2 separate regions of the Homo sapiens genome follow, and region 1 is linked to region 2. The links are chromatin loops, found by intact Hi-C in ENCODE. Cell type or tissue: endothelial cell of umbilical vein. All regions are shown on one strand. Links, peaks and the distances in the headings refer to the core of each region. The heading gives the core; the rest is flanking DNA.

Region 1 (8,369 bases), core at 59-8,058, 360 kb after region 2:
ATGATAAATGTGAAAACCAGTTTCATGAAATACTATCCTTTTGCTTCATTTCTTTTAATGAAATAAATATTGGCCAGGCATGGTGGCTCACGCCTGTAATCCCAACACTTGGGGAGGCCAAGGTGGGCAGATCACCTGAGGTCAGGAGTTTGGGACCAGCCTGACCAACATAGAGACACCCCATCTTTACTTAAAAAAAAAAAAAAACAGAAAAATTAGCCGGCTATGGTGGCACATGCCTGTAATCCCAGCTATTCGGGAGGCTGAGGCAGCAAAATCACTTGAACCCGGGAGGTGGAGGTTGTGGTGAGCCGACACGGCACCATTGCACTCCAGCCTGGGCAACAGAAGTGAAACTCCATCTCAAAAAAAAAAAAAAAGAATGAAAGAAATATCATAGATAAAGTTAAGGCCTGCCAAATCCTATTCCCTTGCCTCTCTCCCCAGATGCAACACTATTATGAATTTGGTATTTAATCCTATGCATACTACTACTTCATCATCAATCAAGAACAATGTGTTATAGCATTATCCTGAATGTTTTAAAATTTTATGTAAATGTTATTGTATTTTGTCATACTGTAATTTTTTTGCTCAACTTATTCTTTTCAGATTTCACATGATCACATAGCTCTAGTTCAGTCATTTAAACTGCTGTAGAGCATTCCACCCTCTGAATTCACCACAAGATGTTTTCATTTTCCTGTTGGTAGGCATTTAAGTTGTTTCTAATGTATTTTTACTATTACAGTGATGCTATGAACACTATTGTACATGCCTCTTTGTGCACATGGGCCAGTTTTTCTTAGTGTAGGACACTCACCTTCAATTATATTACCTATTGCTAAACTGCTCTCCATTAAAGTTTACTGATTTACTCTACCATAATAGTGAATGAGAGTTCCCTATTGCTCTACATCTTTACTTATTCAAATTATCAATTAAAAACAAAATAGTAGCAATTGTTTTCAAATGGATACCTCTCTTATTTGTAATCGTTTTCAATGAAATCTGTCATTTGTATACAGGATAAATATATAAATGTCTTACCAGAATAAAAAGAAAAGTTTAGAAAAACATACATATTTACTAGTAAGTATAAGCATTTTCTTATGCATACTTTTGGGCATGTGAAAGTTACAAATTATGTTTATATTAATAAAATCCTCCAATCCACAGAACTAGTTGTTATAACAGTCAACACAATATATTAAAAACTTTATTTCATTAAAAAAACAGGCAAATAGATCAATGGAACAGAACAGAAAGCCCAGAAATAGACCCACACAAATATAATCAACTGATATTTGACAAAGTAGCAAAGGCAATTCAATGCAGAAAGGATAGTCTTCTCAAGAAATAGTGGTGGAACAGCTGGACATCCACATGCAAAAATGTGAATCTAAACACAGGCCTTAAGCTTTCACAAAAAGTTGGTTCAAACTAAAGGTGTTCATCATGACCATAAACACGGCATCCCTAATTCTGGAGAGTTGTCACGAGGAGTACTACAGATTTTTAATGTCTCTAAGTCCCCACATAAAACAGACAGTTAAACTAAAGGGCAAAACCCAAAACCTACAGACAACTAGATGAAGATTAAAAGAAAGAGAACATTACATGTAGTGGTAGTAATAGCATGATTATCTTGAAACTGTTAAGTGTGTACTGTGGGTTAAAGTAAATGAGAAATTATGGGATATTCCTATTCATCCCGTGTCCCTACAAACTAGGATTTTTGATACAGAAAGAAGGAGATATAAATGTAATACAGAAGAGGTTAAATTAAAAACTCTGTAGTCCTGAATTTGAGTTGTAAGTGTTGGCATGGACTCATTACGAATATGTATATGTATAAAATCTCCAACTCTTTCTACTGAAGAAACCTAGAAACAATAATCAACCCAAAAACAACAGCCTAATATCCCTAACACCCTGACTCAGGCGTAAAATACCATTTTCCATTAAAAAGGAAACCACAGTGTCTTGGAGAAATGACTAATTCCAGGTGTGGGGCAGAAAATATACAAGATAAACAAGGAATATACTATCACACCAGATAGCAGAGAAGCTACCCAAGACTGCTGAGGCCATACAAAAAGAACAGCCAACCTGAAGAGCCTCCCACTGGCCTAAGATGGGACAATCTGAGCTTCCAAAGGATTACAATTATAATTTAGGACCCCATCAAATCAAATGTATTAAAATTCATGAATTAATAATGCTATTTTAAAAACAAAAGCTAACAGGGCACCTTCAGAAAGTACTAGAGAATCAATTCATTATCTCAAAAACTGGTAAATAGAAAATAAACAGACATTTGTCCTGTTTACCCTATATAAGTACAACCATTGGGAAACACATAGGAGTTGAGTGGAAGTGTCTCTTTATAGAAGTATCCCAAGTAATCAATGAAAAATAAATAACATAATTATAATATTACCATTTTGCAACCCTAATGAATTAATGGATCTAGGCATTGAACATTGAATAGCTGCTAACATCAAAAAAGAGAAAGAACTGAGAGAAAATATGAAATTATGTGCCTCCTGACGAAAGACACACCATCTCATATAGTCTTGCCAAAACTGACTACTAACTTGAGGAATTTTCAAATAACAGAGAAACATATTGAACCAAACATGAATATGCAAGCAATAAAATCCAGACTGTGGGACACTACAGTTTCAACAGACAAATTTTACAGAAAAAGAAAGGATGGATGGGGGACTTCTACATTAAAAGAGATTTAAGATATACATTAAAATGTCTTAAGTGGCTAATATTAAACTATGGTTTCTGGGGATGCACACTCGGTGATAAAAGCTATATGGGTATACAAGAAAGTGATAAAAAGTCATGATAGTAGTTACTTTGGAGGACAGGGAAGAGGTTAAGATCATGACAGAGCACATGGAGGTACTTCTGGGTGCCTGCACAGTTCTATTTCCTCACTTGGGTGGTGGTTTCAGGAGTGTTTCCTTTGTAATAGCTCATTAAACTATGCATTTATTTTGTGTGGTTTTATGTGTGCTTTATTTTATAATAAAGAGGTTTCTTTAAAAATTGCCATCCCTAAAGCAGAATATCTTTGTCACTGGTTGAAAGCTAACACAGTATATGCATTTTTGGGGAAGACAGGTTTCTTAAGTATTTTGCCTTTACAGTTGGATGCATTTATAATGCCTTCTGAATGCCTATTGTGACAAATTACATTAATAGTTGGTTACATTATTACTTTCCCATAAGTTACTGCTCTTGAAAAATCCCTGGAAAATTAGTTTTTTCTTCTTATGGGAAAATTGTTTTCATAATGTTATGTTTCCCTGACAACATATTTTAAGGTTTAATAGCTCTGCTTATATATTTTTGGTTAATTTGGTAAACAAATTCAAGGACCTGTTCTGAGTAAGAGATCATGAAATTACCACCATACTCAGAAAGCATTATCAAGTCTACACATCTGAAAAGTTAAAGTACCTGCTTAGATACTAAAGGGCAGAATAAGTTGCCATCACGTGATTGATACTGGTTCACATTACTGATAAAAGTTGGTTCAAGCTGAAGGTGTTTGTTGACAAATGAATTAGGTGACAAAGCAAATGAATAAAATACTAGTTCTAGGAGGATGGTAATAACTTTCCAAAAAGAAATATTAAAAGTATGTGGAGATTAATGAGGGATAAGATGGCCAACTAGACACAGCCAGGACGTACCTCTACCACTGAGAGAGACGAAAATATTGAGTAAGCCAAGGTACTTGGAACAGATCTTCAGAGAAAAAACACTGACATTCAATAGAGAGGGATATAGACACGAAGCTGAAGATGGAAGAAACTAGGAACCCTGCATAGGACTGCTGAGCACCAGGACAGCAATCCTGGCCCTGAACAGCTCCTAAGGAAGGGGTGAGTGAAGTGATGGCAGGGGAACGCTCTCTCGCCGCTTACCTCTGGGATTCTAGCTACAAGAGATCCCACAACCCCCATACACGTTTGAATTGGCAGGGGTATCTGCCCAGAGAGTAAGCAGAGACAAAGCTTCAGCCAGCATGGAGCCCAGGGAGGCGCGCGGTGTGTGTTGGGGGCGGGGGTGGGAGAGGGGGTGTGCGTCAGCCCTTGTAAGTGGGGCAGCTGCAGCAAAATGTGGTCATAGGTTCTCCATTTTCCTCCAGGTAGTTCTATCCCCCAACTGACCACTGAGCCAGGAGAGAAGAGGACTGTCTTTCTCATAAGACTGAGGCATGACTGTTCTTCACACCCTCGTTGTCCACCAGCCCCTCCCAAGGCCCCGCTTGGCCACTCCTGCAAGAGTGTGTACATAGCACAGCCTCCACTGCCCAGCCTGAGTGCTTTGCTGGTGGCCTTGGAGCACTTTGACTGCCCCAATATGGCCGGTACCCAAACCAGGGGCCAGAGAGCGAAGCTGCAGGCCCAGTCCCAATCCCCCAGGGTTACAGCACACAGCTCAGGGGAGCCAAGCTGAGATCTGTGGCCAGCATGTAAGCGGGGGAAGAGCTCCCACTTTCAGAACACTCAGAAGAGTGAAACATGGGTATTCGTGGGCTGGTGTGGGCCTGGGGCATGCCTCCCTCCACAGGGTTATCTGGGAAGGGTATAGCCTGTCTGCCAGCCACAGCCCCTATCTAAGAAAGCCTGAGGCCTAGAATACCTAACAAAGGTATTGGGCGCGGTGCGAGTGATCGGAGGGGGATCCCCAAGGCCCGGGAATGGATCTGGCGAGGGGCTTATCTTTCCCCCTACACCACAGAGAGATGCTGCGAATGTGCTGAAATACAAGAGCCACGTGGCTAAGAACTTATCTGCCAGTCATTACTCTTAAGCGCCATCTACTGGATTGCAGCCTAAATTACAACACAAAAAATACTCTTCCAGTATACATAGCTTGTGAAACCGAGAGCAAGAATCTAGCCACACATGAAGATCCTGTGCAGACACTTGGCCTTCTGAAAGCATCCAGAAACAAAGCCTATTGACTATACTCAACTTGAACCACAGTTAAAAACTCAAGGGAAATAAATTATATAAAAACAAAAAGCCCCATTCAACGACAGCAAATCCAAAAAGACAATACCAGCCCGCTCAGATGAGAAAGGATCCGCACAAGAACTTTGGTGATTCAAAAGTCAGAGTGTCCCCCTACCTCCAAACAAGTACACTAGCTCCCTAGCAACAGTTCTTTACCAGATTGAAGCAACAGAAATGGCAGACATAGAATTCAGAATCTGGGTGGCAATGAAGCTCATCAAGATTCAGCAGAAAGTTGAAACCCAATAGAACCCAGTGAATCCAGTAAAATGATTCAAGAGTAGAAAGATAAAACAGCCATTTTAAGAAACAACCAAACTAAACTTCTGAAACTGAAAAATTCACTACAAGAATTTCAAAATACAATTGGAAGCATTAACAACATAATAGACTAAACTAGGAAAAGAATCTCAGAACTCAAAGACCAGTTCAAATCAACTCAGTAAGACAAACAATTTTTAAAAGAATTTTTAAAAATGAGTAAAACCTCTACAAAATATGGGATTATGTAAAGAAATCAAACCTATGACTCACTGGCATTTCTCAGAGGGAAGAAGAGAGAGTAAGCAACTTGGAAAACATATTTGAGAATACAGTCCAAGAAAACATTCCCAATCTCCCTAGAGAGACTGATATGCAAATTCAAGAAATACAGAGAACCCATGCAAGATACTATAAAAGACAACCATCCCCAAGGCACATACTCTTCAGATTGCCCAAAGTCAACATCAAAGAAAAAATCTTAATGGGGCCTAGACAGAAGGGTCAGGTCACTTACAAAGGGAACTACGTCAGGCTAGCAACAGACCTCTCAGCAGAAACTTAAAAGGCAAAAGAGGAGGCCGGGCATGGTGGCTCACGCCTGTAATCCCAGCACTCTTGGGAGGCCGAGGCAGGCGGATCATGAGGTCAGGAGTTCGAGACCAGCCTGGCCAATATGGTGAAACCCCATTTCTACTAAAAATTACAAAAATTAGCTGGGCGTGGTGGCGCACACCTGTAGTCCCAGCTACTCAGGAGTCTGAGGCAGGGGAATCGCTTGAACCCAGTTTAAGCGGAGGTTGCAGTGAGCCAAGATCACATCACTGCACTCCAGCCTAGGTGACAGAGTGAGACTCTGTCTCAAAAAAAAACAAAACAAAACAAATGGCAGAAGAAATAGGTTAGGGGCCTATTTTCAGCAACTTTAAAGAAAAGAAATTCCAACCAAGAATTTCATATCTCACCAAACTAAGCTTCATAAGTGAAGAAGAAATAAAATCCTTTTCAAACAAGTAATGCTAAGGGAATTCATTACCAGTACACCAGCCTTACAAGAGGTCCTTAAGGGAGTGCTAAACATAGAAACAAAAGAACAATACCTGCTACCACAAAAACACAAGTAAGCACATAGCCCACAAATACTATAAAGCAACTACACATCAAAAGCAACTAAACATCATCTACAAAACAACCAGCTAGTAACACAATGACAGCATCAAAATCTCACATATCAGTATTAACTTTGAATGTAAATGGTCCTGACATCCCACTTAAAAGGCATGGAGTTGCAAGTTGAATAAAAAGACAAGGTCCAAGTGTTTATTGTCTTTAAGAGAGCCAATTCACATTTAACAACACCCACAAGCTCAAATTAAGGAGAAAGATCTATGAAAGGGGAAAGAAACTATGGAGAAAGATCTATCATGCAAACAGAAATCAAAAAAGAGCCGGGGCCACTATTCTTACATCAGATAAAACAGACTTTAACAATAGTCGAGAAGGACAAAGAAGGGTATTACATAATAACAATAAAAAAAGGTTCGATTCAACAAGATGATCTAACTATCCTAAATATATATGCATCCAACACTGGAGCACCCACATTCATAAAACAAATTCTTCTTGACCTATGTGAAAGACTTAGCCGCACAATAATAGAGAGACTTCAACAACCCACTGATAGCATGTGACAGATCATCAAGGCAGAAAATTAAAAATGAAGTTCTGGACTAAATTGCAACACTTGACCAATTGGACCTGATAGACATATAAGAGAATACTCCACCCAACAACCACAGAACATACATTCTTCTCATCTGCACAAGGGACACACTGAAAAACTGACAACCTCCTTAGCCATAAAGCAAGTATCAATAAATTTTTTTAAAAATCAAAATCATACCAACTATACACTTGGACTACATTGCAATAAAAATAGAAATCAATACCAAAAGTTCTCCCAAAACCACAAAATTACATGGAAATTAAACAACTTACTCCTGAATGACTTTTGAGTAAACAATGAAATTAAGGCAGAAATTTTAAAATTTTTTGAAATCAACGAAAACAGAGACACAACATACAAAATCTCTGGGTGAAAGGAATGTTAAGAGGAAAATTTCCCGCAGTAAATGCCTACATCACGAAGTTAGAAAGCTCTCAAATTAACAATCTAACATTGCACCTAGAGGAACTAGTAAAAAAATAACAAATGAACCCCAAAGGTAGCAGTAGAAAAGAAAGCCAAAATCAGAGAACAGAACAAAATTGAAACACAAAAATCCATACAAAAGATCAATGAGACCAAAAGTTGTTTTCTGAGAGAATAAACAAGATTAATAGAGTGCTAGCTAGATTAATAAGACAAAAAGAAAGAAGATCCAAATAAGCAGAATCAGAAATGACAAAGATGACATTACAACTGATCCCAGAGGAATGCAAAAGATCCTTAGAGACTATTATGAACATCACCATGCATAAAACTTAGAAAATCTGTAGGAAATAGATACATTCCTGGAAACACACAACCCCTCAAGATTGAACCAGAAAGAAAGTGAAAACCTGAACAGACCAATAATGTGTTCCGAAATTGAATCAGTAATAAAAATCCTACCAACCAAAAAAAGCCTTGGACCAGATGGATTCACAGCCGAATTCTACCAGACGTAAAAAGAAGAACTGGTACCAATCCTATTGAAACTATTCCAAAAAAAAAAAAAAATTGAGGAGGAGGGACTCCTCCCTAACTCATTCTACGAAGCCAGCATCATCCTGATACCAAAATCTGGCAGAGACACAACAAAAAAAGAAAACTTCAGGCCAATATCCCTGATGAACACAGATGCAAAAATCCTCAACAAAACACTAGAAAACCAAATCCAGCAGTACATCAAAAAGTTAATTCACCACAATCAAGTAGGTTTTATCCCTGGGATGCAAGGTTGGTTCAACATACACAAATCGATAAATGTGATTTGTCACATAAACAGAACTAAAGACAAAACCACATGATTACCTCAATAGATGCAGAAAAGGCTTTCAATACAATCCAACATCCTT
Region 2 (8,369 bases), core at 199-8,198:
AAGAACCGCCGCGCCAAATGCCGCCAGCAGCAGCAGAGCGGGAGCGGAACCAAGAGCCGCCCAGCCAAGAAGAAGTCCTCTCCAGTGCGGGAGAGCTCGGGCTCCGAAAGCAGTGGCCAATTCACGCCGCCAGCTGTGTCCAGCTCTGCCTCGTCCTCTAGCTCGGCGTCCAGCTCTTCCGCCAACCCAGCGGCTGCAGCGGCTGCGGGACTAGGTGGGAACCCGGTGGCGGCCGCGTCGTCGCTGAGTACACCAGCTGCCTCATCTATCTGGAGCCCGGCCTCCATCTCGCCAGGCTCAGCGCCCGCGTCCGTGTCGGTGCCGGAGCCATTGGCCGCGCCTAGCAACACCTCGTGTATGCAGCGCTCCGTAGCTGCAGGCGCCGCCACCGCAGCAGCCTCTTATCCCATGTCCTACGGCCAGGGCGGCAGCTACGGCCAAGGCTACCCTACGCCCTCCTCTTCCTACTTTGGCGGCGTGGACTGCAGCTCATACCTAGCGCCCATGCACTCACATCACCACCCGCACCAGCTCAGCCCCATGGCACCCTCCTCCATGGCGGGCCACCATCATCACCACCCACATGCGCACCACCCGTTGAGCCAGTCCTCAGGCCACCACCACCACCATCACCACCACCACCACCAAGGCTACGGTGGCTCTGGGCTTGCCTTCAACTCTGCCGACTGCTTGGATTACAAGGAGCCTGGCGCCGCTGCTGCTTCCTCCGCCTGGAAACTCAACTTCAACTCCCCCGACTGTCTGGACTATAAGGACCAAGCCTCATGGCGGTTCCAGGTCTTGTGAGCCCAGGAATGAAAGAGGAGAAGAAACGCAACTACCTGCGCCCTCCGTGGTCCCGATCCTGTTGCTGCTGCTGCACCGCCCGCCTTTGCCTCGTCTTCTCCAAAACTGAATTTTCACCCCCCAAAAAGATGTCCATTGCCTGCACTGCCGCCCCCATTTTTGTGCCACTTGCTTGGGGGGATGTGCAAACCCACCCTGCCCCTTGGATGGGGGGACCGGTGCTTCGGCTTGGCCTACACATTCTATACAGGAGAGATGTATTATTTCCCCCCTTCAGCCCCTACTAAACTCTTAAGCCTCCCCTTCCAGTCTTTCTGGACAGCTATTAAGCACTTGCAGCCTTCGGAGGCTCTGCGCTCTGATCCGCTGTTTGAGCCCAACACTTTAATTTATTCTTTCTGGACACTGGAGTCACTAACTGGCGTGTTTCTGCCCATTGGAGCACCCGCACACTACTCCAAATCAAAACCACTAAGAGTTCCTCCCGCGCAGACTGCTGCCCCTTCAGCTGCCCTCGATTTTGCTCCACGCCTGCCGGCCAGAGCCTCCCGGCGTTTCTTCCGCCCCAGCGGAGTGCGCTGGGGCGCGCCAGGGCTAGGCCCGCCGGAGGAGCGCGTCCCCAGCCTTCCGCGCACAGAGCCGCATCCCGCCCCGCCCTGCGCTGGACTGGTTCAAGCTTCCGCCTCGGCGGGAACGCTGTACATAGTCAGGTCCGTTCCAGGGACCACTTAAACTTTTTAGTTGCTGTTGGTTGGTTGAACTGAACATATCTTGTCTTAGCACCCAGGAAACAGAACTTTAAGATATATACAGCACATATATATATATATACATATATATATACACATATATAAAAAACAAAAGCAAAAAATATTTTCCCTCTGTCCGTCCCCCTTCTGCTCTTCCTCAATCAATGGCGCTTTTTCTTTTTCAGTTGTTGCAAAGCTGCCCTGCCCTCTTCACATCTTCTCCCTCTGTGTATTTATTGAAGAGAACCGCTTGGTTTCAGGAAGCTGGGCGCGGGATATCCGAAGTGTGGAGGAAACAGACAAGTCAGGGTACAGAGGTGGGGGTTGGGCAGGGGCGCAGGGCTGACCCCCTCACCCGGTCTAAGCACAGGGTCGCAGTTCCAGTTTACAAACCTAAAACAAGAAAACCAAAACCAGGGAACAAAACAACAAAACAAAACAAAATCCGTAAAAGTACAGCATTAGGGAAAAACAAACAAACCCAGGCCCCAAACCCAGTTCCAACTCCTCTGTCGGCTTCTCTCTTTCAACACCCTTGTTTTGTCTAGTGAGTTTTTAGTGCACCTTCGTTCTCCGAAATCTGCGGAGAGCCCGCGCGCCTGTGTATCAATTTTGGCTTTGGCCGCTTCGTCCAGTAGGTGGGAAAGTAATTTGTAAATTTGATTTGTCTGATGTGAAGATCACAAATTACTTGTTGAAATGTAAGGCAGTCCCCCTCCTCCTCTTTATCTACATTACTTCCCGAAAATAAATGCAAATTAATGAACGGCTTGTCAGTGTTGCTCTTCTGATTCCAGCCCGAGGTCCTGGTCTCGGGGGGCTAAAAGCGAGGGAAACTCCGTGTTAATAACCCGCGTGTTAATGACCTGCGTGAAGCTGGAGGCCAAAGGATGAGGCGGGAGGACTTGGCAAGAGAAGTCCCCAGAAACTTTCGCTTAGGGAGTGTCTCCCCCCACCCCCACCACGCCCCTCCGCGTCAGCCTGGCCTCTTCCCCCAGGCGTTTTGACCCCGCATCCCCCCTCGCCATCCAGGACAGAGACAGGTGTCAGGACTCAATTCCCGAAGCAATTCCTTTCTCTTCAGAGGCAGGAGCCTGGCACTGATTTCTTCACCCTAATTGCCTGCACCAGAAAGAAGAGGGGGAGGGGAAGAGGGTCGGGAGGCGGGAAAGGATAGCTCTGTAATGCTCTCAGAGCTGAGCCAAAAAGGAAAAGAAAGCAAAACGACAAAAAACTGATCCGTGTCCTGCATGTTGGCAGCAGACAACCTTCCTTGCTGCTGAGCTGTCCCGGGTGGCTTCACCGCGGCTGGGGAATCCGAGCCATTCCTTCCACGTGCTAAGATGTCCCTCTAAGCCCTCAGCTCCTGCCAGAAGTAGCCAAATTACCTTTCTTCGTACTGTAAACTTCCTTTAAAACATACAAACTCATAACCTGGAAAAGTCGACAAGGACGCCTTTCACTTTGGCAGGGGAAGAAGACGACTGGCTTGCATCTGGGGGTCAGGAAGGACAGTTCCATCTCCCTCTGAGGGAAGACGGGGTTGAGGGGTAATCCTCCCCCAGAAAATGCAGAGCCTGGAACTGTCCAGACTCTGGCCTGAAACCTCCTGGGTGTAAGGCCATGAATCTGCTCGACTTGCTCACGGGCGGGAAGGAAACAAGGAAACAACGAAAAGTTTCCTGCGAAGTGACCAACATCCCCTATTTTTTAAAAATTCCGTGTGAGACCTGAGAACACACTGTGAAGCGGGGTTCGGAGAACGACCCCTCCCGCGTTCCGCGCCCAGCGGGGTCGCAGGGCTGCGAGCCCGGCTGTAGCAAAGCTTTCTCGGCCGCGTCCTCCCTCCGGATTCGGTAGGCCAGGCTCGGGCGCGCCCTTCCCACACCAACAAACCATCTTTCCCGACTCAGCAGAGGCCCACAGGGGCGCAGCCGCTGTCCCTCCGCCCTTGGCCCAGCGGCGCCGCCCTGGTACGCCAGGCCTGAAGGCAGGGCCGGCCCGCGCCACGCAGGGTCTCCCTTAGGCGGCGCCTTAGGGTGAAATGCGGGGCCAAGCCTGACCTGCCGGGGTGCCCCGTGGCATCTCTGGTGCGGACCCCGCACGTGCCGGGGAGAACTGGCAGGCGGCCAGGGCGAGGAGGCTTCCAGCTTGCGCCGCACTGGCCTGGGCACCCGGGCTGCAGGGCCTTTTGGGCCCTCCCCTCAGTGACCCTGCCTGTAGCGGCCCCAGGGCCGCTTTGGCTCAGGCAGCAGCTGCCAATGCCGCTCGAGGCCCGCGGCTCCCTGAGGCGAGCTCTGCGGGGCCCAGCAGTCCTCTTGGCTGCTAAATGGAACGAAACCAGGAGACCCGGCTTTGCACTCGTTTGGACAACTGTGTGGCCTCCGGAGCAAGGTACCCAAACCCTTGGGCCTCAGTTTCGTCGCAGTTGTTATTTGAACCCACTCGGCCTGGGACGTGCCAGAGCTTCACACTTTAGGTCGCGGCTGCGGGCGGGAGGGGCAGATGCGACCCCTGGGCCGGCCCCTCGGGGGCGTCTAGAAGCTTCGGCACCTGCATACTAAGGCCGGAGGGGGCTGGCAGCCAGGCACACCGAGGCCCGGCCGGAGTTCCCGCCCGGGGAACGAGGCTTCGAAAAGAGGCACGTGCTTCTCCCAGGGCCTCCCGCCAGGTGCTGAAACCCCACGGCACTGAGTGGAAACCGGAAGAGGGAAGGCGCCCAGGGCCTGCCGGGCCGCGGCGCCACCTGAGGCTGCCGGGACGCTGGAGCGTGGGGGAGTGGGGTGAGTGCGCTGCCGGGCCGGGGGCGGCGGGGGACGGCGGGAGGTGGCCAGGCCCGGCAGGGTGAGGGCGCTGGCGTTGGCCGAGAGTCCCTGGGCAGCGGCGGCGGGAACGCGGAAGGTTCCCTCCACCCCCACCCCAACCCCCACCCCCACCCCCGGGCCGGCCACCTGTTGACAGGCAGGTTCTCTGAGAACCGACTTCAGCTCGCCCTTCTGTCCAGGAAGTTTGTTCGGTTTGGGTTTGGGTGTTCGTGACACAATCGGAGCAATTAGAATTGAAGCAACTTCAGGAGATTTAGCAACCCGCGAAAATTTAGCAACGTTCAGACGTCAACAGTTTTCTTTCTTTGAGTGGTCAACGAAAACTTGACGTTTTCTACTCATACCTTGTATTCTCTGCTTATACTGTAGGGGCAAAAAAGTCTACTCTTAGACAAACGTGTGTGAAGTGCTTTAAGGGTAAGGGATGGGTCATATTTATGATTTTAAAGATTGCTTTTAATGTTAAAACTCTCTCAAGGGCACTGCTTCAATTTGCTGAAGTTCTGAACAGATTCGGTGAAGTAACCTCGTTTGTTGAGCCTTTCTGTAATTTTTTATACCAGTTATTGAGGATATATAGAGACAATGTTTCTCTAATTCATTAGTGGGTTTTTTTTTTTTTTTTTTGAGAAAAAAATCTTAAAGCTACAGGGTATTAAACGTAAGGGGGAATCTGATTCATAAGAAAAACAGGTAAAAACCTTAAGACGCTGGATGTCAGCAAATTCTTTTCTGCTACATTACAGAGACCAAAAAACGGAGTGGTTTCATTTCTTGTATCAAAAGAAAATTACTAGTTTTTAATGTATTTTGTGCAAAATAGCAATTTCCACAGCTAAATTGTGATTTTTTTTCAATTGTGAAAATATAAATTCACTACTCGCTCTGGCAGAATTAATTAATGTTAATGATGTCATTAGTGCCTGATGACAAGCACTAAGGTTTTCTTTAGAGGTAAAGAAATAAAATCTATCTGATATATAAATGTTGTTATTATATACATTATTGGTAAAGAGAATCTGTATCATTACTATTCAAGACCAAAAAATCACTTGGCTTCTGATGCGGAATTAATTTAAGAACAGCAACAAGATATTTTTGTAAAATTCCCTAATTAAAAACAGAATAAGTTCTCAACAAGTTATTCTATATTTTTCACACGTTCTCTCCCTTCCCCCATGCATTTTCATGTTTAAAATGAAAATGAAAAAAACCCTCAAGAAATATTTATATTAAACAATACTTGAATTAAAATCCATCACATTTTAAATGAATACTAAATAATAACAATGTCTTGCCTATTTGACAACAAGAAAACATCTTCATTAAGGAAAGAATCTGTTTTAAATAAATGTTTGGGTGTCTAGACTGTACTTTTTTGAAAACCAGCTTTTTTGGCTGTGTTTAGTAGATGATTCCTGAGAAAGCAATTATGCCTCTTAATTATCCTGTTGATATTTACTGATATCTGAAAAAAGAATTGAATTTTTGTGTGTGTGGAGGAGGGGAACATGCCATTTTGATCTAATGATTCTTCAATCATGTTTTAAAACTGAGTTGGATTTTACTTAAAACACATTAGGTGCATTTCCTCAAAAGTTTTAAAAATCAAAAATATTTGCCAAAAAAATCCAGTAATTTAGGTGAAATGGCAGTTACATGATACAGCCAAAATTGACACTGCTTTTAAATATATCTAGTTTTTTTCTCAGGGAAAAAATAGAGCAAAGAAGTGTATAGTGTGCTTGAAACTAAAATGCGTATCACTCTAATTTATGAAATTGTACACTTTTGTTTCTAAAACTATTACTTGAAAGATAGGGATATGCTTAAAATATGTTGGAGTTCTTTCTGACCAAATAGGACTTAGGCTCCATTTAATCAATGATGGTCCATCAACATTGAAACATTGGAAATCTATGGTGTTTCTAAAAATTGTGCCTCTTTTACCTCCTTTGAATCCTTTACTTGGTGACTAATATAACTAAAGGGACAAAATTGCATTCCTTTCCAATGGTCGCAAATACTTTTTTACAAAGGTTCATCTTTACTAAACAGATTATGAAAGCTATTTTAGAAAATTTTAGAAATTCTTTTAAAGTGGATTGTAAATTAGGATTTAAGGAACTTGAGTCAAAACATTTTCAGGATTGGAGTATAAATAGATCATAACTAATCTTTACACTCGGGGTAAAAAATAAAATGTAAGAATAAATGATCTCTGATTCAGCTTCTAAAGAGTATATAAAACATTTGGTGTCTAAAGAATGTATAAACATTTTCAGTACACAAATATTCTCATGTATGTTCAGCGCTCTAAATGCTTGTAAGATACATCATCTATCATAGCTATTTCAATAGGAATCATATTTTATTTTTAAAATTTGTTTTAAAAATTTTGCTGTGAAATATACAAAAGAAATTAAAAAGATTTGTACACTGCAAGGAATAAAATATACATGGAGCAACAAGTTTTTAACAAATACTTTGAAAAGTAGATTTGTTGTTGGTTACAATATCAGTGTTTAAATTTGATGTTGCATTAAATATATCTTCATGTTTGGGGGATTTGTTAAATCTTTTAGAGTAGTTACTGCTACTACGTAGGGACACTTTTTAAGGGAGAAAAGCACTTTAAATCATAAGATTAAAAAAAAAATCCATAGGCCTTTGTAAATTCATAGGGTTTTTCTTGGGTGGAAGAGATGTGCTTTATGTCTATTTGTATTTTTTATGAACGAGCACCCAGATAATCTACCTTCTTGTTTCTCAAGCATGAATATTTGACCTCATCCAGAGCTATTGCGTCAAATCTTGATTTCATTGCTGGTGTTTCATTGCTCAAATCCATGTTTCTAGCCCAGACTTCTCTGTTAGACTTCGGATACCATACCTGTACATGAACTAAATAGAGGCTATTGAATTTAAGCCCTTAGGGAAGTTAATGATATGATGTCTGGGACTTGCTTCAGAATAGTCAAGGAAGAGAGAGAGTAGGTCAAAAATAGAAGAAATAAGATTAGCCTTGAGTTGATAATTTTTGAAGCTGAGGGAGAGAACTAAGACTTTATTATACTATGCTTTTGTAGATTTAAATTTTTTTCTCTACTGTGAATAAAAGATATTTCATTAGTTCGTCAAAAGTAGTCTTTGTAGTAGATTGAAAAAAATTGCGCTTCCCATGCTTTGGTGTTTGTACAATATTATTCACATATATTGTTTTCTTTAAGTTGCCCAAGTCTTGTGAAGTTGGCAATGGTAAAGTGAGACTAAGTGGTTTGGTCACTTATTCAAGGTTGCATTATTGGTAGGTAGCAGATCTTGGTACTCAGTCTTCAGATTCCATTCTCATTTGCTCTAAGATGTACCTAAATTTTTAAGTATATTAACAAACATTAATTTTAAAATACATAACATATCATTTGAGAATCTGATTGCCAGATTAATATTAACAAAACATGCTTCATCTAAATTCAAGTTGTAAAAATTTGAGTTTCGGTCATTGAAAATTATGTCTTGGGATATTCTTACCTGTTTCTGGGCATCACTTAAATTTCATTTTAATGAGTTTTCTGAGAGATATTAACATTAATTAAGGAGACTAGTGATACCAAGTCTCATCTTTCTATTTTCCCCATTAATTCCTTATTAATTTTAATTTCTTACTAATTTTCATTTCTAAGTAATTAAAAAATTTGTTATTGGTGGGTTCATATTTATCAGTGGTGTTTTCTGTTCTTGACTGAGCCTTCTTTGCTCAGAATATTGCTACATTATAGGAGTTCTAATCCAGAGAATAAGTTTAAACCAGATATGGAGTTGGGATTAGATTAGTGGCTCTGTATTTGAGGCTTAGTTTATGTGTAAGTAAACATTAAGGTTTTTTTTTCCCCTAACTACACTAACTTGGAAACATCTATTTTTGAGTTTTGAAGCTTGTAGAGTGATTTTTAAAATCTCACTAATGGCAAATCCTTGTCTTTTTGGG

What was found. Peaks named below come from ENCODE experiments on the same cell type or tissue, not always from the same donor. Only the 100,000 strongest peaks of a DNase experiment are listed, where the experiment ranks them.
Region 1: a loop joins it to region 2, with 2.3 times the contacts of the local background. A loop is called at or near these places in 6 of 110 quality-filtered maps.

The regions. Positions count from the first base shown.
Region 1 is chr2:63,420,170-63,428,538 of GRCh38, forward strand. All of the region lies in intron 9 of WDPCP (WD repeat containing planar cell polarity effector), which reads right to left. Among named protein-coding and RNA genes, the nearest start is that of WDPCP, 160 kb to the right of the region's middle. RefSeq lists an enhancer at 4,828-4,947. In endothelial cell of umbilical vein, for the core only: a CTCF peak has its summit at 4,865 (motif pointing left); no DNase peak of the experiment used is centred there.
Region 2 is chr2:63,055,510-63,063,878 of GRCh38, forward strand. It overlaps OTX1 (orthodenticle homeobox 1), which reads left to right. Exons shown (of 5, transcript NM_014562.4): 5 at 1-2,322. The coding sequence ends at 807. Among named protein-coding and RNA genes, the nearest start is that of OTX1, 8.9 kb to the left of the region's middle. RefSeq lists an enhancer at 747-1,306. In endothelial cell of umbilical vein, for the core only: no CTCF peak of the experiment used is centred there; DNase peaks (open chromatin) are centred at 3,012 and 4,862; H3K4me3 peaks cover 167 bases; H3K27me3 peaks cover 5,282 bases.